3 separate regions of the Mus musculus genome follow, and all the other regions are linked to region 1. The links are chromatin loops, found by intact Hi-C in ENCODE. Cell type or tissue: heart. All regions are shown on one strand. Links, peaks and the distances in the headings refer to the core of each region. The heading gives the core; the rest is flanking DNA.

What was found. Peaks named below come from ENCODE experiments on the same cell type or tissue, not always from the same donor. Only the 100,000 strongest peaks of a DNase experiment are listed, where the experiment ranks them.
Region 2: it touches region 1 in a loop (4-fold over the local background); 3 of 42 quality-filtered maps call a loop at or near these places.
Region 3: it touches region 1 in a loop (2.5-fold over the local background); 8 of 42 quality-filtered maps call a loop at or near these places.

What each region holds. Positions count from the first base shown.
Region 1 is chr8:25,097,705-25,104,755 of GRCm38, reverse strand. It overlaps Plekha2 (pleckstrin homology domain-containing, family A (phosphoinositide binding specific) member 2), which reads left to right and starts at 2,945. Exons shown (of 12, transcript NM_031257.3): 1 at 2,945-3,096. 5830408C22Rik (RIKEN cDNA 5830408C22 gene) reads right to left here and starts at 2,577. Exons shown (of 2, transcript NR_155282.1): 1 at 2,545-2,577. In heart, for the core only: CTCF peaks have their summits at 2,923 and 4,920; DNase peaks (open chromatin) are centred at 2,545, 2,915, 4,485, 4,805 and 3 weaker places; H3K4me3 peaks cover 3,974 bases; H3K27ac peaks cover 3,962 bases.
Region 2 is chr8:24,820,702-24,827,752 of GRCm38, reverse strand. It overlaps Adam5 (a disintegrin and metallopeptidase domain 5), which reads left to right and starts at 3,384. Exons shown (of 21, transcript NM_007401.3): 1 at 3,384-3,813. The coding sequence starts at 3,759. In heart, for the core only: a CTCF peak has its summit at 4,141 (motif pointing left); no DNase peak of the experiment used is centred there; H3K4me3 peaks cover 1,105 bases; H3K27ac peaks cover 596 bases.
Region 3 is chr8:25,152,367-25,159,417 of GRCm38, reverse strand. Tacc1 (transforming, acidic coiled-coil containing protein 1) reads left to right here. Exons shown (of 13, transcript NM_177089.5): 13 at 1-4,866. It overlaps Mir8108 (microRNA 8108), which reads left to right and starts at 185; the gene lies at 185-293. In heart, for the core only: no CTCF peak of the experiment used is centred there; DNase peaks (open chromatin) are centred at 2,297 and 3,137; H3K27ac peaks cover 255 bases.

The DNA of each region.
Region 1 (7,051 bases), core at 1,266-5,265:
TGTCATTGGCCTCTCTAGGTCACCAGCCATTAGCTTCGAAAATAGAAAGTGCAGAACAAAACAGCTGCGTTAGACAGAGGGCTCCTTAGATGCTTAGGTTCTGACTAGATATCTCCAGTCTTCAGGGGACGATTCTCTACTGGAAGAATCTAGGAGTAGTTAAGCCCTATATTCTGGAGCGAATTGAGACCACTAACTAGCCGCAAAATCTTCATCAGATTTTGGAACTTATGTTGCTCTGATCCGGGGAGGTGCCCGAAACAGTCTTTGGCGTCCTTATCTCTACAGGTGAGACTCATATCGTTGGTTTAGTGCAGTGGGACAAAGCAGATGAATAAAGTCAAGATAAGGAAAATATTTCAAAATGAATTTATCAAGAGATGCTAAAGGCTGGAGAAGCTAGATACAAATGCCGCTGTCCTTTGATTTCCATTGTGTGAAATGTCCCAAATATGTAGACTGGGTGGAGAGCAAATTAGTGATTACTTAAGGCTGAAAGAAAAGAGAGAGGATGGAAATTGTCTGGAACTATACAGTGGCCACAGATGAACAGTACGTTGGATGTTACCACGGGTGCACATTAAATTGGTTAAAATGGTGTCATGTCTGGTATATGTATTTTTTGAGACAGACAGATAGACAGACAAGTTGAGTTGAAGCCCTGCTCTGAGGTGTTTGTTAGAGGACGTGAAGGGGTTATCTGAGAAGCCGGGGAAACCAGGATGCTAGAAGGGGTTTCCGTGCAGAAATTATCGTCTACTCCCGGAGGCAGCAGTAAGGAGGCTCTCGGTGAAGTATGAGCCTTCCTCAGCTCCGGGTCTTGCTCTCCCCCAGGGAGTAAAGCTGACCTCAACTGTGCTGAGGCTCACTCAAAGCTACCAGTCGGTGAGATTCACTACCTGTCACAGAGGCTCTTCTGGCTCTTCAGGATATTGAAGGCGGATTTCTCTGCGGCCCAGAAGGGTACACACAGGTTCCTACCTTGTCTTTGTTGGAAACTGAGGCCTTTGGCTTCTCTGCCTGCCAGGCAGCCAATACAGTAGTGCTCAGAAAATATTTGTGGGTCTGTGACTGGGTGAGTCAGGCAGGCCTCACAGGAGCCGTTTTATGGGTTTTAATAGGAACCATACCGTGAAATCCGAAGCACCACGGCACTGCTGCTTAGCGATCACCCCAGCGGGAGTTTTGGGCAGCACTCATTCAGCAAATTTAACCTGAGCTGATGGTTTAGAGCAGCCTCCATTTTACGGTAAAAATGACCATCTCGTTAAAAAAAAAAAAAAAAAAAAGTACATAGCACCTTTGTGTAGGAAGGAAACCCCGCAAGAATTGACTCGCTTGACCCAGATATAGAAACTGAGGCACTGAGCGGGGTCACGGGTCACCAGCTGCCTAAGGAATGGGAGCCGGTTAGGAGAAATGCTACTTGAAGCCCCAATGCAGGGCAAGGGACCTCCTCAAACGTACAAAATTGACGTTGATGTTTATTTCAAGGGAAATGGCTCCCCTCTCCCCACCTCGTTTTCTTTTCCTTCCTCATTCAGAGCATAATGTTCTAAAGCAAACGTCTTTTTTTCACACCTGAGCGAACTGGGCGGCTCATTTTCGCTTTGGCTATCAAAATAGAAGAGGAAGCGCCTGCGGTTTCATCAGGGGAGCTTTCGGGGCGTGTGCTGCCGGGCGTCCCGCCTTCCTGCCGGCTCACCTGGCTGCAGCCCTCAGCCCCCAGGCTGCCAGGCTGCCTTTGCCTCGCACCGTACTTCCCACCCGCGAAGCCAGGCCTAGTCCTGCAGAGCTTCCGGGGGCGACTTTTTCACTACACACTCCGAGTACCTTGGACCCACACGGCTGACATCAGCATCCTCCTCCCCGCCCCCAGCCCCCAAAGCCGCATCTCTCGGTGCTCGGTCCCTGGGCTGACAATTTTACCGTAAAATTGAGTCCACTTTGTCTGCCTGGCGTTACTTATATTTAAATGTCAATGTCTCCACGAGGGAGGCCTGCGTTAGACCGGACAGACCTGCCCTCTACTGACTGGGGACCCAGAACAAGTTACCTAATGTCTTGGAGTCTCGGTTTCCTCATCGGCCCCAGCACCGGATTGATACCTACGGGTTGCTGTGTGACTGAAGGGCGAGGGCGCTGGAGTTCTGTCTGGTCACCCTAGGCTGAACCTATCGAATCCAGCTTCTCTTTCCCACTTCTCTCCGTGCTCCAAGAAGGGCCAGGCAAGCTGGGTCAGGGCGTTGGCGACCCTCTTAGCTCCGGGGGGTGCACTTTAGACCGCAGGGGGCGATGCGTTCCTCTCTCCACCCCTAAACTCCCAACGCCCCCTCGCCCTCCGGGCAGCCGCGGTTTGGGCCGGCTGCACAGTGCGCAGAAGTAGGCTCGGGACGTGACGGTCGAGCACCCCATCGCGGACACCTGCTGCAGCCGGGTTACATCCCACCAACCTCCTCCCCCCCGCCATCCCCCGCTGCTGTCCCCTCGAGGTCTCCGCACCCCTCTCCTCCCCCCTGGAGGCCCGAGGAGCATTGTACTCACATCCGGGGCTGGGTTTTGCTTTAATGTGAAACGAAATTAACCCGGAAAAAAAGAGTCGAGAGACGGCCTTGGAGGACAGCTGAGGATAAGGGAGAAGTGTGCCGCAGGACAGGCGGGAAGCGAAGCCCCGAGGCGCAGAGCTCTGGGACCCGATGCGACCCTTGCTGCGCAGAGCGCGGTGAGTCGGGCAGAGAGGCGCAAGGGTCCGGGCGCGGAGGGCAGAGAGGGGAGCAGGGCGGCTGGGTTTGCTTGGTGGCGCCAGTCCGGGTGGTGGACGGCGACCGGAGGTGGCCCAATGGGCCACCTCCCCTAGCTCCCAGGAAAGCCCCAAATGCAGCCCCTCCTCCAGTGCACTGGCGCCTCCTGGGTGACCAAGGTCGCCACCGCCAGGGGTCGGGCTGTGGGGTGGGGCGTGTGGGGGCGGTGTCCTGTGGAGCTGCAGATTCTCACGTTTGCAGCGGCGAAACTTCTCCGAGGTTCAAGCACAGGGGTGGTAGCCCCTCAAGGACTGCCCGGGCAGCGGGTAGGGGAGGAGCGCAGAGAACGTCCCAGGCAAGTCCCTCAGGCACGAGTTGGGTGTTGGAGCCTCTTCCTTCTCCTTCTCACTCCTTTTTAACTTGGCGCGGGCCTAGAATGCTACCCTGGGGAGACTCCTCCTTTCGTCTGCTCCCGCCATGGGCTTCTGGGATTCCTGGCAATGGAGGTGACTTGGTGGAAAACGTAGGTCGGTTCCAGGTTAGGTAACCCTTTCGAGGGGAAGCCTCAAAAGGCTGTCCCCTTTAACGTCCGCGCTTCCCTGTTCTGCTCAGCCATGGAGACTTAAAATTTAAAAGGAAAAGAAAAGAAGAAAGGAGAGATGGGGCCAGGTCGTGTGGGAAGGGAAAAAAAGTATCAGGGCATGACCAGGGCACCCTTGTACACCTTCTGCCCTGGGCAGCCCTGCCCCGAGTCTTTCACCTTTAAGGCTTCCTTCCTTCGTGAACATCTTCCGTTTGTACTCCTTCTGTCCCTGATTGGACTCAATTAAGAGTTTTTCAGAGGCGCATAAACACTAGAGGAGGAGCAGGGGAGAACGAACCAGTTGCGGCTCCTGGGAGCATTTTGGTTTGCAGTAGAGGCTGAAGTTCCAAAATTGTGCTAGTGTTCTTAATGTCTTTGATTAGCTGTCCCCCATCCCCCACTCTTTCTTTGTTGCCTCCCACTCCTCCACCCCCCCACCCCCCTCCAGGAGGAGTATAACGCTTCCAGCAACAGCTAAGCAGAAGACACAGGAAGGGTAGAAGTTTTATCTTCAACTTGGTTGCATCTAGTGACTTGTTAATAATAATGATAATAACTTGGTAATAAGAACGTACTGAGTTAGCAGTGGGCCAGCAGCTCACCGGGTCTTTAGGGAGTTGTCAGACTAGTGAAGGACCCTGGCTGTGCAGAGCATCAAACTGGAGTCCCTGGTGTTTGGAGAAGCCAGAGGAGGATTTCTGAAGCATAATCAGTGGCCTTGGCAGAGTTTAGCTTTCCCTGGGTGCTGCCTGAGGCAGGGTTCTAAGAAGAGTAGAGTTTGTTGAGCAAATGAATGAAAGCTATCACTGAGAAGAAACAGAAGAAAGGTGGGGCCTCAGGTTGTGTCAGGCAACGTTTCTCTAGCTATTGTCTTTAGACTGATGAGTCCTTTGGCTGTATCTGCAGATGTCTTTTTACAGATTACTGGTACCCTTAGTGGAGTTTTAGCTGGCTTACATGGGAGTCTTACCTACCTCTTAACTGGCGAATTTCTACCCGGGATCAATTTGGGAACTGCCTGTCCTTTGGTGGAGAGATGGCACACCCTTCTCTTCCCTTACATTAGTGCTTGCTGCTTCTCCCTTGTGTGAAAGGAAGTAGGGCCTGCAACCTCCCTCATGTCATCCCAGTGACGTGAAGAGAGCTCAGATCTCTTGGGATTGGGGTTTTTATTGAGGGACACAATCCATCCTGGACACACACAGGGTTTGGTTGTTGGCTGCTGCTGAAGCAACTCTGCAGATGTGGGAAAGGGACAGCAGAATGTATCTCCAGATAGAGAGCTTGCCTTGCAAAGCCCCCCCTCACCTGACCCCCCCTACCCTCCAGCCCCAGAGGGGGTGAGGGAGGGAGACAAGTGTTAGCTGGCCCACCAAACCCCAGGAGAGCAGCAGTCCTGCACTTGCTCCCAGGTGTGTGCTACAACACTAGACGACCAAGGAGCAGGAACACGGCCATGTGTGCATCCCGCTGATACTTCCTCGAGTCGATACAGGTGCACATCTGGGCGATGTCCCTGTGGCCGGCTAGATGGCTCAGATTGAACTGGATGTAGACTGCTGACGCTTTTTGGGTCTCAGAAAGCAAGGAGGCTTTCTTTATTCTGTCCCCTCCAGGGGGCCTTGGTTGCTAGGAGTTTGGGCTGGGCACAGCGCTCCCCTTGTGAGATCTCTCCTCCATGAACAGTTTGGGCAGTCTTACTTTCACTTTCTTGTCTGTCTTGGTTTAAGCGGGATAGGACTCAGCAATCTAATCTGCTAGGCTTTGGAAAGGAAGGAAGCAGAACAAACATTATTGCAGTGTGACAGGCTGTGGGGAGAGAAAAACCCCTGCCCTGCCCAGCAGAAGCCAGTAACCAAGAGAAAGGATTGGCTAGACTGGGAAGATGGGCACCATCCTTTGGGGGATTGTATCTGGAAGACCTTTGATCCAAATCTTGGCTCCCAGAATCTCAAAACACATGCTTTCCCATCGAACACACAGGTTTAAACAGCCCCTTTGCCTCCCCATTCCTTGGCCCGGGGTTTACTGGTTAGCAGTTAAGAATTTCCAACACATTATTTATTTAAGTCGTCAGAGTGATTGTCTCTGTTGCAAATGAGGAAACAAGTTCAGGAGAGCCCAGCGGTTTGTCCATGTTTGAACCCAGGTTCTCTTCACTCTAAACCCTTTAAAGCTTCCTGTGCTATGGGGATGGGTGATGGAGGTCGGCTGATTCTTTTTTGGTGGTCATGGATCTCTCTCTCTCTCTCTCTCTCTCTCTCTCTCTCTCTCTCTCTCTCTCTCTCTGCAAAAGTTTGAAACTACAAATATTGATCCTTGCCACCTGCTTATCTAAGCCTCGCCACACCCAGCCTTTCTTCCTTCCCTAAATCTAGAGACAGGGTTTGAACAGACAGACACACGTAGGCCATAGTGTACACTTTGCAGGAGGGCAGGCGAGAGAGGGGAAACACGTAACTATGGGTGCCTTCCTTCTCATGTGCAGTCCCGGAGGAAGATCCCCCCAACCCCCCACCTCTACCCCTCCCACCCCCACCCTGCCTGCAGTGAGCCTGTTGCTTAGTGTCTTCTGAGTAGGGGGGCTTTCAGGTTCTGAGCTCTGTGGAGCTCAGCTTCTCCAGGCTATTTATATCCCAGATGTGGCCGCCTGCCTGCCTGCCTGCCTGCCTGCCTGCCTTCTCGCTCAAGGACCTTTCTGGGAAGGTGATCTGATGAGCCTTTATTTCTTGCCTGCGGCCCCTCCAACTGTGTTTTCTCCCAATGTAGATGAGAGGAGAGGTCCAGAAGGTTTCAGATATCTCATTGGTGTTGTCTTCTTTTGTCTTCCTTCCAATCAATGTTCTTGTCCTTTAAATTTTTCTCCCTGGCTCTGTATCTTCCTCCTCCCCCAAAATCCTGGGATCCAGAGGAGGTCAGGCTGTCTGAGGGTCAAACTGGCAGCCCTCTTTCTGAACCTCCCCATTCCTGAAGATGTTTGCATTCCTCACCCAGGCTTCCGCTGGGGACACAGGACCCGGGGTCGGTACATTCCCTTCTCTTCAGGGTTACTCCTCCTCCAGCCACAGTTTGGAATTTGCTCTAGTGACCAATGCAAAATGTGAGGACACTGTGGCTGGATTCTGGAAACTCTCGGGCTCTGTCTACCCTGTGGCCGGGCTAAGGGATTACCTCCAGAGTGGCTGTGCTGTGTGCTCTTGTTTTCCCAGGGCCATTAGCATTTATTTTTGAGGCTTTACCGATCTGTGGGCACACTGTATATGAAGGCGGCATGATCGTGACTGCTGCTCTTACCTCCACACCCAGGTCCTGTCTGAGACCTCTGATGTCATTTCCTGTACACTTTCTCCTTATGAGTTTAACAGATCCAGGTCAGAGTCTTCACTACTGCCACTGGGGCTGTCTCTCCAGATCTTCTGCTCTTGGAGGACAAAAGGGGAGGCAAATCCAGAACCACCATCTAAGCTCTTACTAGTTATAATTCTAGAAAGTTCCTGTCTTATTAACATGGACTAATGTGAGAGAAATCTCTAAATATGAACAAAAAAAAGAATCTTAAAAAATGCATTTTCTTACTGAAACATTTTAAATACGTTTACATGTGTGTGTATGTGTGTTTGTGTGTGTGTGTGCATGCCCAAGTGTGTGTGTGTGTGTGTGGAATAGGGGCATGTCCACATTGGCAAGTATTCTACAGATAAGCTACTCTCTGGCCCAAACCATAATT
Region 2 (7,051 bases), core at 1,684-5,683, 280 kb after region 1:
GACCAGATTTATTAAAGGCTTATTAAAATTCCTTCCCTCCATCGACACTAGGGTAATGACTGCTGTCACTATTCAGGACTTGGTTAGGTTAACAGAATGCTGAGATCTCATTGACTCAGCTTCACCTGTCATGTCTAGAGGACACGGTCTCATGGCAGGAGTCCTGATTCTCTTGCTCTTACAGATGCCCCCTTCCCCATGGAAGTATTGCAGATGTATCAGTTGTGTCTGAGCACCCGAAGCTACTTGTTTTCTGCATTTGACCGGTTGTGGATTGCTGAGGACCGGCCTTGGCTTGGAGAGGGGGAGTCTGAGAGAAGAGGTGTTTGAGAATGGTGGAAAAAACGGCTTGAGGTGAAATTGTGGGTTTCAAGCTGATGGCCTATGTTCTACTTTAGGCAGCTTTCCAGATTTCTCTCTCTCCAGACAGTTCTCTCTCTCTCTCTTACAATTCTAAAAACTCTCTGGATAACTCATCTCTTACAAATCAAAATCCCAGGCTTTTATTTACATATCAACTCAGTCATTACCCCAGGTTCCCTTTTGGTTATCCCATGAACCAGCATCCCATGACCCTAGCCCCTAGAGAAAGCAAGCACACATGGCAAATGAATTCAGAGATCTGCCTGCCCTTGTAAGCATAGACAATAAGCTAGCTGGGTGGGATCCTGTTGTGGGATTACCATTTCCACCATGCCTGGGCTCAAAAGAGCTCTGTTCTAGGCTGACCTTTAACTCAGGAATCTGCCTGCCTTTGTATCTTTCTGAGAAGCTGGCTCATAGGGCAGCTGCCTCTGTTCTGTTAGGCCCATGAAGCCCCTTATATCATCTATATTGCATCCTTATATTTTGCATAGTTGAGAAATTATATTATTTTTGAACACATGTTTTCAGAGTTCTTTCCCACAGCCTTAAGAGCTGTCCTGAAGGCCTTAGTGTTTTCCATTTTTTTTTGCTAAGAACCTAGAGGCACCCTCACCTGTCTCTTGCTTATCATGGAGTCTTTAATCTTTTTTTTTTTTTTTTTTTTTTCGAGACAGGGTTTCTCTGTATAGCCCTGGCTGTCCTGGAACTCACTTTGTAGACCAGGCTGGCCTCGAACTCAGAAATCCGCCTGCCCCTGCCTCCCGAGTGCTGGGATTAAAGGCGTGTGCCACCACGCCCGGCTCGGGAGTCTTTAATCTTAACAGCAGAAGCATTCCCTGAAGGCGGAACATGAAAATATGCACATTATTATACAAACAAGCATTATGCCCTCAGCAACCATTGACACCTGTATAGGCCCATGCATGCTCTGATGGCTCTGTTCAGGGGTGGGAACCATGTCATGCTGTCCCTTGAATAGCCAACCTGGGCTGGGCAGTGGATTCCTATCATAGTCTCCATCTCTTTGCAAAAAGGAGCTTCTTTGATAAGGGATGTGAGCTTTACTTACCCGTGAGTATGCAGATGAGTATCTAGATGCACTTAGAAATTATATTGGTTTAAGAGAATTGTAGTACAGGTTCTTCTACTCTACTGTCTATAGTCTCTTCAGCCGTGGCTACTTAGCTAGGTCTATACCAAATTTACCAAGCTAGAATTCCTTCCTATTGAACGGGCCTTAAGTCTTCCTACTAGACAGCTGTTGATATAAAAGTGCCACACTTGAACTTGAGGGCTGTCTTGCCATGCTGGTCATCGTGGTTGCTCTACCCCTTTGGGAGCTTGCAGAACACTGTCAGATACTGTGAGACCCCAGCCCCAAGGAGGAGCTTCCAGGGCAGATCTACTTTTATCCAACAAGGCCTTGTGTTCACAGTGTGGTGTTTTCAGCAATAGGATTCTGTCTTCAAATCCTGTAAGGCAACCAAGGGCTTGGGCCCACTTGACCAAAAACTGCAAAGGATTCTCCATTGCATGATATTAGGATTTTTGGTAGATTGTCTGTATCTCTTGAGGAAAGCATTATCACTCACTGTGATATAACTCCACTAAAAATAGAAAAAAATCTAAATATGCATATATGATATGTATTTTTAAGTTAGTATATAAAATGTCTCCTGTAGCTTTAAAAATATTCTTTTTCTTTTTCCTATGACACATCAATAGCTCATTACTTTATTTTGTATATTAACATGTGGTCCAGGTTGAGCTGCTAAGTGCAAAAGACAATAGAGGAGAAAGGAACTTCAAGCTCGTGAAAGGGCTACAGGGTAACACATAGAGTAAGTTCTACTCCACCCTCCTCCCTACTTCAGATTGCATGAGCGTCCGCTACGTTCATGAGATAAATATTAGTGCCCAGACTGCACAACTCATGGAAAGACTGAGACCATTGAGCCATACTCTTAAAGGAGATGATGAAACTCTAACACTGCCCTGCCTTTCCCTCTGCTTCCTGCTCCCACTAACTTTCTACCATGGTGGCCCAAAACAACACTGCAAGCCTCCATAGGAGAGAATCTCCAAAACGAGAGAGAGAGAGAGAGAGAGAGAGAGAGAGAGAGAGAGAGAGAGAGAGACCAGAGAGAGAGAGAGACCAGAGAGAGAGAAACCAGAGAGAGAGAAACCAGAGAGAGAGAAACCAGAGAGAGAGAAACCAGAGAGAGAGAAACCAGGGAGAGAAACCAGAGAGAGAGAAACCAGAGAGAGAGAAACCAGAGAGAGAGAAACCAGAGAGAGAAACCAGAGAGAGAAACCAGAGAGAGAGAGAGAGAGAGAGAGAGAGAGAGAGAGAGAGAGAGAGAGAGAGACAGAGAGAGACAGAGACCTTTTCTCTTTTTAAGTTGATTGTTAGGGTGTTTCTTCCACTATCAGAACCCTGGCCAGTCCACTTTCAATATCCTAATCAATATATTCAAAATACTGTAGCGATAATTTCCAATTAAAGTGTATGTTTTCCATTCTGGAACTCTTACTGCCATTTCTTTCTCCTTTGAACCTCTATGGAACTTAAGTTCTGTCTTGAGTTCTCTATTTTCTGCTCTACTACACCTTTAATGGGCCACCAAAAAATAATAAAGCCTTAAATCAGAAAGAGATTTTTGAAAATATTCTTAATGTTATTTATCTTTCCTTTTGCCTCCTTTTCTCAGTTAAGTTTCTTGCCTCACCCTCTCATAGCAACTATGTCCCACCATCCCGCTCTCTGGGGCTCCTCCCCTCCTCTCTCCATGGCTGTTTTCCGTTTTCCTGGCTCTTGTAATTACTTCAGCTTATATATCCACACCTTTAAAAGACCAATACAAGGAGAAACGCAGGGCTGCAGAATTAGAGGGTGACAATATGATCTCGCAGAAAATGTTTTGAAAGTCTGTGCTTGACCAACGAGTGTTTTAGGGGGTGTCGTGTATGCAGCTATGAAAAACGATCAGCCATGTTAGCAACATTTTATTGTTCTCAATTCTGGGGACAGTACGCCGAAGTATCCTGGAAGATGCGTGGCTGCCGTCAGTAACCTGAATATTTTCGGATATCTTTTCCTCAGTGATGTGTAAATTTTTTTTAAAAGACATGATAAATGATACAAAGAAAATCCTTACCAGCTCTTCCTAGCCTGAAGAGTAAACCTGCAGGCATCCACCTTCCTTTTTACAGTTAGCAGGATGGTTGGTACCTGAATCTATGCATCTATCTCGTTCTCCAGCCCTTTCTGCTCTGGTTTCCCTAGCGACAACCCTGCAGGTTCAGGGCCCAGAGCTTCCGTTACTGGACACAACGCCCGCCCCGCCCAGCCTGTTGCTCCGCAGCAAAGCTCCAAGACCACCAAGGGAGCCATGTTCCTCCTTCTTTTGCTCTTTTTGCATCTTAAAGGGCTGCAGGCAGGCCAGAGTGAGTACAGAGATCAAAGCTGCTACAGGCTTCTAGCTTCTGGCTTTTGAGGGGCAGAGGCGAAGTCTGCAGCCCCCTGCTCACTGAATTAGCTTTGCTTTCCTTTTGCTCCCTTTTGGCTGCAAAGCATTCCCGGAGTGGGAATGCTTTCTTATCTGTAACTTAGATAACAACGAATGGTATCCGGGCTCCCAATTCTGTTACCATGTATGTAAATGGTAGTCTTGACTCAATTCATCACTACAAAGAAACTGACTTTTTTGTTTGTTTTGGTTTTTGTTTTTTTGTTTTGCTTTGTTTTCCGTTTAAATTCCTGGCTTGGCAACTGCTGCCCTCTAGAGTCTTTCTCGACTAATTTCTTTTAAAATTTTTAATTATTATTTTTTTTCATATTCTTTCCCCTCCCTCAGATCCTCAATACCGCCCTACCCACTCAACTTCTTCTTTTTTTAAATTGAAGTCTTGCTCTTGTTTGCATTGCTTATAATTTCACATATTGTAGAACTACAGAAAAATGACTTTAAAAACAGTGAATAAATACTATTCTTTTTTTTAATTAGATATTTTCTTCATTTACATTTTAAATGCTATCTCAAAGGTCCCCCAGACTCTCCCCCCTACCCCACTCCCCTACCCACCCACTCTCACTTCTTGGCCCTGTCGTTCCCCCATATTGAGGCTTATAAAGCTTGCAAGATCAAGGGGAATCTCTTCCCAATGATGGCTGACTAGGCCATCTTTTGATACATATGCAGCTAGAGGGGTACTGGTTAGTTCATATTGTTGTTCCACCTATAGGGTTCCAGACCACTTTAGCTCCTTGGGTACTTTCTCTAGCTCCTCCATTAGGGGCCCTGTGTTTCATCCAATAGCTGACTGTGAGCATCCACTTCTGTGTTTGCCAGGCCCTGGCATAGCCTCACAAGAGACAGCTATATCAGGGTCCTTTCAGCAAAACCTTGCTGGTGTATGCAATGGTGTCAGCATTTAGAGGCTGATTATGGGATGGATCCCCGGGTATGGAAGTCTCTAGATGGTCCATCCTTTCATCTCAGCTCCAAACTTTGTCTTTGTCCATGGGTGATTTGTTCCCAATTCTAAGAAGGGGCAAAGTGTCCACACTTTGGTCTTCATTCTTCTTGAATTTCATGTGTTTTGCAAATTGTATCTTGTATCTTGGGTATTCTAAGTTTCTGGGCTAATATCCACTTATCAGTGAGTACATATCATGTGAATTCTTTTGTGATTGGGTTACCTCACTCAGGATGATGCCCTCCAGGTCCATCCATTTGCCTAGGAATTTCATAAATTCATTCTTTTTAATAGCTGAGTAGTACTCCATCGTGTAAATGTACCGCATTTTCTGTACCCATTCCTCTGTTGAGGGGTATCTGGGTTCTTTCCAGCTTCTAGCTATTATAAATAAGCTGCTTCCATTTTGTGGAATAGTTTGTGAAGAACTAGAATTAGATTTTCTTTGAAGGTCTGATAGAACTCTGCACTAAACCCATGTGGTCTGGGCTTGTTTTGGTTGGGAGACTATTAATGATTGCTTCTGTTTCTTTAGGGGATATAGGACTGTTTAGATCATTAACCTGATCTTGATTTAACTTTGGTACCTGGTATCTGTCTAGAAATTTGTCCATTTCATCCAGGTTCTCCAGTTTTGTTGAGTATAACTTTTTGTAAAAGGATCTGATTGTGTTTTGGATTTCTTCAGGATCTGTTGTTATGTCTCCCTTTTCATTTCTGATTTTGTTAATTAGGATGCTGTCCCTGTGCCCTCTAGTGAGTGTGGCTAAGGGTTTATCTATCTTGTTGATTTTCTCAAAGAACCAGCTCCTCTATTGGTTGATTCTTTGAATAGTTCTTCTTGTTTCCACTTGGTTGAATTGCCCCTGAGTTTGATTATTTCCTACCATCTACTCCTCTTGGGTGAATTTGCTTCCTTTTGTTCTAGAGCATTTAGGTGTGTTGTCAAGCTGCTAGTGTGTGCTCTCTCTAGTTTCTTTTTGGAGGTACTCAGAGCTATGAGTTTTCTTCTTAGAAATGCTTTCATTGTGTCCCATAAGTTTGGGTATGTTGTGGCTTCATTTTCATTAAACTCTAAAAAGTCTTTAATTTCTTTCTTTATTCCTTCCTTGACCAAGGTATCATTGAGTAGAGTGTTGTTTAGTTTCCACGTGAATGTTGGCTTTCTATTATTTATTTTGTTATTGAAGATCAGCCTTAGTCCATGGTGATCTGATAGGATGCATGGGACAATTTCAATATTTTTGTATCTGTTGAGGCTTGTTTTGTGACCAATTATATGGTCAATTTTGGAGGAGGTACCATGAGGTGCTGTGAAGAAGGTATATCCCTTTGTTTTAGGATAAAATGTTCTGTAGAGATATGTTAAATTCATTTGTTTCATAACTTCTGTTAGTTTCACTGTTTCCCTGTTTAGTTTCTGTTTCCATGATCTGTCCATTGATGAAAGTGGTGTGTTGAAGTCTCTCACTATTATTGTGTGAGGTGCAATGTGTGCTTTGAGCTTTACTAAAATTTCTTTAATGAATGTGGCTGCCCTTGCATTTGGAGCATAGATATTCAGAATTGATAGTTCCTCTTGGAAGATTTTCCCTTTGATGAGTATGAAGTGCCCCTCCTTGTCTTTTTTTGATAACTTTGGGTTGGAAGTCGATTTTATTTGATATTAGAATGGCTACTCCAATTTGTTTCTTCAGACCATTTGCTTGGAAAATTGTTTTCCAGCCTTTCACTCTCCTCAGAGTAGTAGACAGGTAGCATCTGTCTTTTTCCCTGAGATGGGTTTCCTGTAAGCAGCAAAATGTTGGATCTTGTTTGTGTATCCAGTCTGTTAGTGTATGTCTTTTTATTGGAGAATTGAGTCCAATGATATTAAGAGATAGTAAGGAAAAGTAATTGTTGCTTTCTATTATTTTTGTTTTTAGAGTTGGCATTCTGTTCTTGTGGCTGTCTTATTTTAGGTTTGTTGAAGGATTACTTTCTTGCTTTTTCTAGGACATGGTTTCTGTCCTTGTTTTTTTTTTTTTTTTCTGTTATTATCCTTTGAAGGGCTGGATTCGTGGAAAGATATGTGTGAATTTGGTTTTGTCATGGAATACTTTGGTTTCTCCATCTATGGTAATTGAAAGTTTGGCTGGGTATAGTAGCCTGGGCTGGCATTTGTGTTCTCTTAGTGTCTGTATAACATCTGTCCAGGATCTTCTGG
Region 3 (7,051 bases), core at 1,121-5,120, 55 kb before region 1:
CCAAGTTTGTGACATTTCTAATTTTGTGGCAACTGTGTGGGTTTATCTTCCCAGCTCCTGTTTGATGTTTTTATGACCTAGTTAATGTTTTAAGTTTTCAGTATCAGCAGTTTTACTGAAGGGGGCAGTCTGAGTCATCGTCACTAACACTTGGGGCTCCGAACTCCCTTTTAGTTACAGACGGACTCATGCATGTGTTCTCTACATTCTGCCGCTTTTCCCCTGAGGCATATCCAGATAAGACCCTCTGGGGAGGAGCGTAGTTACAGAAAGAAATGTAGGCTCTTATTTTGAAACAGAGCCCTAGGTCTAAAAGCCAGCTTCAGACTCGGTAGGGGCTGGGAACCTAGCTCTACTGGGGAGTGCTTCCGGTACACAGAGCCCTGGGTTCGGCCCCCAGAACTACAAACACTGGATATTGGAGTGCATGCCTGTGATCTCAACTCTCCAGAGGTGGAGGCAGGATGACCATAAGTCCAAGGTCACCCTCAACTACATAGCCTCTTGGAGGCCAGCCTGGACTATGTGAGTTCTTGCTTCAAACAAGGAGTGAGTGGAAGCATGGGGTATCCCAGCTAGTGGGAGGCAGGACAGGAAGATCACTTGAGCCCAGAGTTTAAGGACAGCAGTGCACTAGGCAAACAGTCCTTTTCTTAGAAATCAAACACCCAAACCAAACCTTGAGTCAGGGTGGAAAGGCTGAGGATACGAGGGCCAGGGGTCATAGCTTTCATGGCTAAGGAAGATTTGCCGTGCTGTCTGCTGCCCCGGTGTTTGGATACCCCAGGACCTCAGCATGGTCCCTTATGCTCATACCAAAAGCAGCAGCGTGGCCTCCCTCAGAGCTGGCCTTGGATGCATGCGTCCACCCCGGGGCCGATGAGTCTCTAAAGCAAAGTCAACTTCTGTTATTTATTTGAACCGCACACCAGTGGGATGTGGGAAAGGTTTAGTTGATCTTGTTAAAAGATGACAGAAGCCCACATTACCAGCCAGAGAGTGAAGAGCCTAGGTTTTCCCTGTTTAAAGGCACGGCACCCTTTTAGAGACTTAAAAATAACAGCAACAGCAACTGCTTTCATACTGGAGATGGGCTTTTAAACAGAACGGGCCGGCCGTAAAGAGTCCTCTGGCTCGTTCTCCAAACCAGCCCCTGGGAATATTCTAAACAAAGACTGCTTGAATGCTGGGAAGGGGAGCAGGGGGGGAGGTCCACAAGACAAAGCAAAATTCTATGAACTCAGACTGGACTTACCCTGAGGGCGTTAATCCCCAAATAGACATTTCCCTCTTTGATGCTAGTGACTTCTTTCCATCTATCTAACAGGCAAAGTCAAGTCCACTCAAGTTTTGATGCCTTTTTTTTTTTTTTTTTTTTTTTTTTGCCTTAATCTTATACCCTGTGTCTTCATGGTAAATGTGCACTATTTAGCACACAGGCATATCCCTCCTTGTAAAACCATTGCATGAGCCGACTTCAGCAATGAATTGTGCCTCATGGAGAACCTCCATAGATCTTAAAAACAGTGTTCCTTTAGCAGTGTGTTGCCATGTGCTGTAACTTTTAGCCCCAGGGAAGTGAGTAATGTCTTTTCAAGCTAGAAATCACATTTTTGTCAATATGCATTTATTATAACCGGTGCTTAGGTTAGGCTATATTCTGAGGCCTACTGTCTTTTAACATTTTGTACAAAAAAGAAGAAAAAAAACCCCAACAACCCACAAGCAGACAGAAGTTATCTGTGGTTGGAGAAATGGCTTGACAATCATTTGGGCTCTGAATTTTGTCACAGTGGCTTAATGCAAAGCCCATAGCAGTAGACATAGTGTCATGTTCAAGTGTCTTCAAGGGTCATAACCAATGTCAGCTTAGCCGTCTTCCGCAAGGGAAGTTAATTTTGCATTTTAAGAAGCAACGCAGGAATTCTTGCTAGTGTTACGGCGGCATCAGTGTGCGCTCATTTTATATTGACTTATTTTCAGTATGGAAAGCTTAAGAGGGTCTCCATCGGAAATCTCTTGTTCCCTGATTTTTTTTTTCTTTTAATAGTACTGAGATTGTACCCAGGGTCTTGAACATGCTAAGCAAGTGCTTTATCATGGAACTGTATCTTCCCCTGTCATCTTTCTAAGCATGCATATTTTTAAAGTGTCCTGTGCTGTGCTGTATGTTAGGCATAGGAGAGGAGCAGTGGCTGTCCCTCCCTGCACACTGGCAGACGGGCCTTGAATAACAGGCCCTGCTAAATGAAGCTGCCGTACAGGGGACATGAACTAGCCCTCTAAGCAGTGTTTGCCAGTGGCCTCTTAGTCATCACCATTACCAGGAAAATGTTCACAACGTCCAGCTTTCGAAGATCCTCCGCCAAGAATAAGAATGTAGCTTGCACAACTGGCAAATTAAGAAAATATACTAGGCAGAGTAAAGTCTATTTATTTATTTTGTTTTAATTATATAAGCCCTAAAAAGCTTTTTAGCACCCTGGAGAGTAAAAAATATAAAGTCGTCTTCAACACACGCTAGGGGCCAAAAGCTTCTTTGTTAGGTGATTAGAAGGGGGGACCAGGCATGGTGGCACATGCCTATAACCCTAGCACCCTGGAGGCAGAGGCAGGGACTAAAAGTTCAGGCCTCGACTGGGCTATACCGTGGGGCCCTTGTTTTCAAAGACTTGAAAGCTGTGTCTGGTGGTAGCGTTTGCCGACCATGTGCCAGGCACTGTTGCCAATCCCCAGCACTGTCAAACAAGATATAAAACACAGGAGAAAGGCTCACAGTGGCTTGTGGGATATTAGACGATCTCATTGAGAACCGTTTCTTCAGTTCTGCTTTGCCAAAGTACAGGCAATTCTTAACCTGTCCGTCAGCATTACAGACTGACCCAGCTTACGGTGGGTCGGAAAGCAGTGCTCGCTCTGTTTGGAGACCGGGAATTCCCCTACACTTCATATTCTCTGAAGCTCTAATGTGGATTCAGGCATCTTGAGAAACAGACCAAATTAGGAAGTCCTGAAGCACAGGGCTGGGAGGCCCAGAGTGGATGGGATGAAATCCCTGATTTCAGGGTTATAGCTTAACGCTAAACTTCCTTTCCAGCCAGTGGCCCTGTTCCCCCTGCAGACATGCCTGTGTACAAAAGCTTGCTCAATCGCTCGCTCACTGGGCAGCCCTGGGCTGAGCATGGCAGGCCAAAGACTTCCCTTTCAGCAAAGATGGCGCAGGCTAGAAAGGGCACTCTGCGGCTCACAGTCTCTTTAGGATCTGTGGCCTAAGTTCAGGGCATGCTGAATTGAAAGTGGCGTGGCCCTTCTGAAGCCCCCTTCCCAATTCCCCGGGGCTCCATTTCAGATGATCTCTCTGCTCAGCTGTTCCTGCTGTGTCTCTGTAGGACTGTGGCCCTCTAAGCTCCCTCTCAGGTTTTGTTTGTTTGTTTTTTTTTTAAAGTCTTCTTGGGAAGAGAGAATATAGATGTTGAAAGAGTAAATGATTTAGGCAAGGAATTTAAAGATGTATCTATTATAGAGAATTTTAAAGGTAACAGATTACTATTTACTTACTAATGAACAGATAGGGTCTGGGAGTCCCAGAACACCAAGCCAAAGGTTGAAGAAATCACCTTTCAAAAAGTTTTAATAATGAATTTATTTCCTGATGTCCAGGAAAGGTTTGACTGGCCTCCAGGTTACGATTTTTTTTTAAGCAATTTAACAGGGCTGGGGATGTAGCTCAGTTGGTGACACACTTGCTCAGCATGCACACGTCCCTGGATGTCATCCTCCACCCCCCCACCCCCCAGTTCTGGGGGAAAAAAAAAGAAAAATTTACTACTAAGTCCTTCCTGTGTGGAGAGAAAAGGGAACTGCATATAGAGCCAGTGCCTCTCCATAGGCCTTCTGCTAGAACAGAGTAAGGCAAGCACTTGGCACTGCATAGACTGCACTTCTCGTAGTTTCCATCTGAATGCAGCCCCCCTGTCCGTGCCTCTCCGCATGCAGTTAGATTTGGACAAATAAGATTCCTGAGGAATGACTCTCTTAATTGCGCCGCGGTTCCAGCTTTATGTAAACACACACACACCCCAGTTATAGTTCTAGTTTGGAGATGCTGCTGCCATGTTGGCCTCAGGTAGGCTGTGTGATGTTTTCACCACTCAGAGGCCGCCAAGTGTGGGGCTGAGGTCTGGCCTGAACCTTCCCTGTATGGTGTCTTCAATACCAACTGTCAGGATGCCTCTCTTAGGCCCCTGCCTTCTCGTAGTTTCTGAGAAGGCCCAGCAAAAATGCTTCCCACCCTCAGTTAATAGTAACTGATTCTACTATTTGTAATCTTTCAAATGGACACATAGAAATCTGAACTCTGAAACCACATCCAGACCAGATACAGGGCAGTGTGACGGTCACACCCGCAGCCTTGGCTTTGACCCTTGCAGTCCTTGGGACAGGATTCAGGCACCCTGTTAAGTCTCCAAGGCATCGGTCAGCTTTCCAGTCCTGCTGTTAGCGAGTCTGTGTTTGCCAATACATACCCACTGTACTAACGTGCCAAGTGTTTATTGCACATTTGCTCCCACTGTGTCCCAACAACCCCAGCCCCTCCCCTGCCTCCTCGTGCCCTGGAGTGCGTGAGGAGACCCTCACTGGGGTGGAGGTGGAGGGAGGCACACACTGCCTTGACTCCTGCTGTCAGGACGGTGTTGTGTGGAGCAATCATCCTCATAGATTTTATACACATAGTAATTTCCCTTTTTATATGTCAGGTAAATATTTGTAAAAGTTATACTCACACAAAAGAAATTATTATGATAATTACTAATATATTTTTTCCATGTTTCATTGCCTGAATAAAAACCGTTTACCACTGTTGCATCCGGGGTGTGTTGTCTTCCCTGGCCGTCAGTTTTCTTACCCATGACTGTTTACTGAAGCCTCCGGATTTCTGTCTGAATACAGAAAGCGTGGCATTTCCTTGCTCTCGTTCTCCGGGGCTTCATGCATTTCATTGGGCATGTAATTGAAAATAAAACAAACTCTGGAATTCCGACCTCGGCTGTAGAAACCACCATGACGGCATCTGTGCAACACAACTTTTGCTGAGTGCTCTGTGGTCTCGCCAGAAGTCGGTCCACCCTGGCGTTTTGTTCAAACCCGCAGAAGCAAAGCTGCTCCAAGCTCTCCAACTTTCGGAAGGGCCCAGGTGAGCAGGAGCTGGGTAGAAAGTAGCTGGTGCTTCATGCGTTTCCTAGGTCTGAGTAAGGACTTTACACACACTAGTTGGGCGGGCTCTCCATCTAGGGGTGGGCCAGGGTAAAACTGGAAGAGAAGAGCGGATAGCAGAGGAATCAGGAACTCCCTTCCCTGCTTATTTTGAGGCTCTGCATACTACTCGCCAGCCTGTGGTGGTTCTGGTTTTGGGGCAGTGCAGGGCACTTTGTCCTTCTCACCAGTGTGTTCTGGCTGTAGAGGAAATGCTAGCTACAACAGGTCTCATTTTCTTAGCATTATTGGGGAGATAAGATGAAAATTTGCCGCCTTAGATAAACCATCTTGTTTTTTTTGTTTTAGTCAAAAGTAGGAGCCAGGCATGGTGGTGGTGCACTCTTTCAGTCCCAGCACTTGGGAGTTAGAAGCGGGTGGATCTCCGTGAGTTTGAGCCCAGCCTGGTCTACATACAAAGCTCAAGGACACTCAGGGCTACATGGAGAAACTCTGTCTCAAAGGAAGGCCCCTTTGCCTGATAGAAGTCTTTGGCATGGAAGGATGAGGCAACAGTTTAGCCTTGGTTGGGGAGAGCACATAGGCCCCTCGTTTAGGTAGAGAATACTAGCAGGGAGCTGAGATTCTTGAGTTCCCAAGACTCTCTTTTAGAAGCATTGCCTATGAGGCAAGATACTCCTTGCGACCATCCTGGAAGCTGTGATCCTGCCTCCTGCATGTTGGATTACAGGCTCTATCTAATTTCTCTTAAAATCACAAACCCCACCTGAGATGTGTGTACTAAAAGCGGCCACACCGGAAGCGCATGTTCCCTTTGGCTTACATGGTCCAGAAGCATGACGTTGCTAGCCCATATTACGGTGACAGAAGAGTCTGGCTTTCGATCCCAGACCCAGTTCCAAGTCTAGGCTAGATATCATGCTCTGTACTGTCTTAAGTTTTTGCTTATTTTATGTGCATGAGTGTGTGGTGGTTTCAATAAGAATGACCACCATAGCTGGGCAGCAGTGTCGCACGCCTTTAGTCCCAGCACTTGGAAGGCAGAGGCAGGTGGATTTCTGAGTTCAAGGCCAGCCTGGTCTACAGAGTGAGTTCCAGGACAGCCAGGACTACACAGAGAAACCCTGTCTCATGGGATAGGTGGTGGTGGTGGTGGTGAGAAGAATGACCACCATAGGCTCAAATATTTGAATGCTTAAGTCACCCGGGACTGGAACTATTTGAAAGGATTAGAAGGGTTAAGAGGTGGGTGTGGCCCTGTTGAGGAAATGTGTCGCTGGAGGTGGGCTTTGATGTTTCAAAAGGCCCTGCCAAGCTAGGGTCTTTGTGCCTGGAGATCAGAGCGTAAAGCTCTCGGTCAGTGCTGCAGTACCTCTGCCTGCCTGCCTGTCACCACCATGCTTCCCTCCATGATAATGGACTGAACCTCTGAAATGCTGAACAAGCCTTCAACTAAATGGCTTCTCTTATAAGAGTTGTCTTGGTCATGGTGTCTCAGCAATAGAACAGTGAGTCAGCCAGGTTGTTTTGTGTCTGTGTCTGTCTGTCTGTCTGTCATCTGTGTGCCAGGTGCCCCCTGGAAGCCAGAAGAGAGTGTTGGTTACAGGTGCTTGTGAGCCACTGTGTAGGTGCTAGGAGTCCATCTCAGGTCTTCTGGAAGAGAAGAGCAGCCGGTGTGGTCTTAAACACAGAACAGAGCCTCTCCAGCCCCAGCCTGCTGTGCTTTAGATCTTCCTTAGTTTCCTACCTGACCAAGGCGACTCAGTCCGTCAACAGGTTCTCCAGTGCAGGAGTGAGGATTGAAGAAGCAAAAAGACAATTAGACAGCATTGTAGCA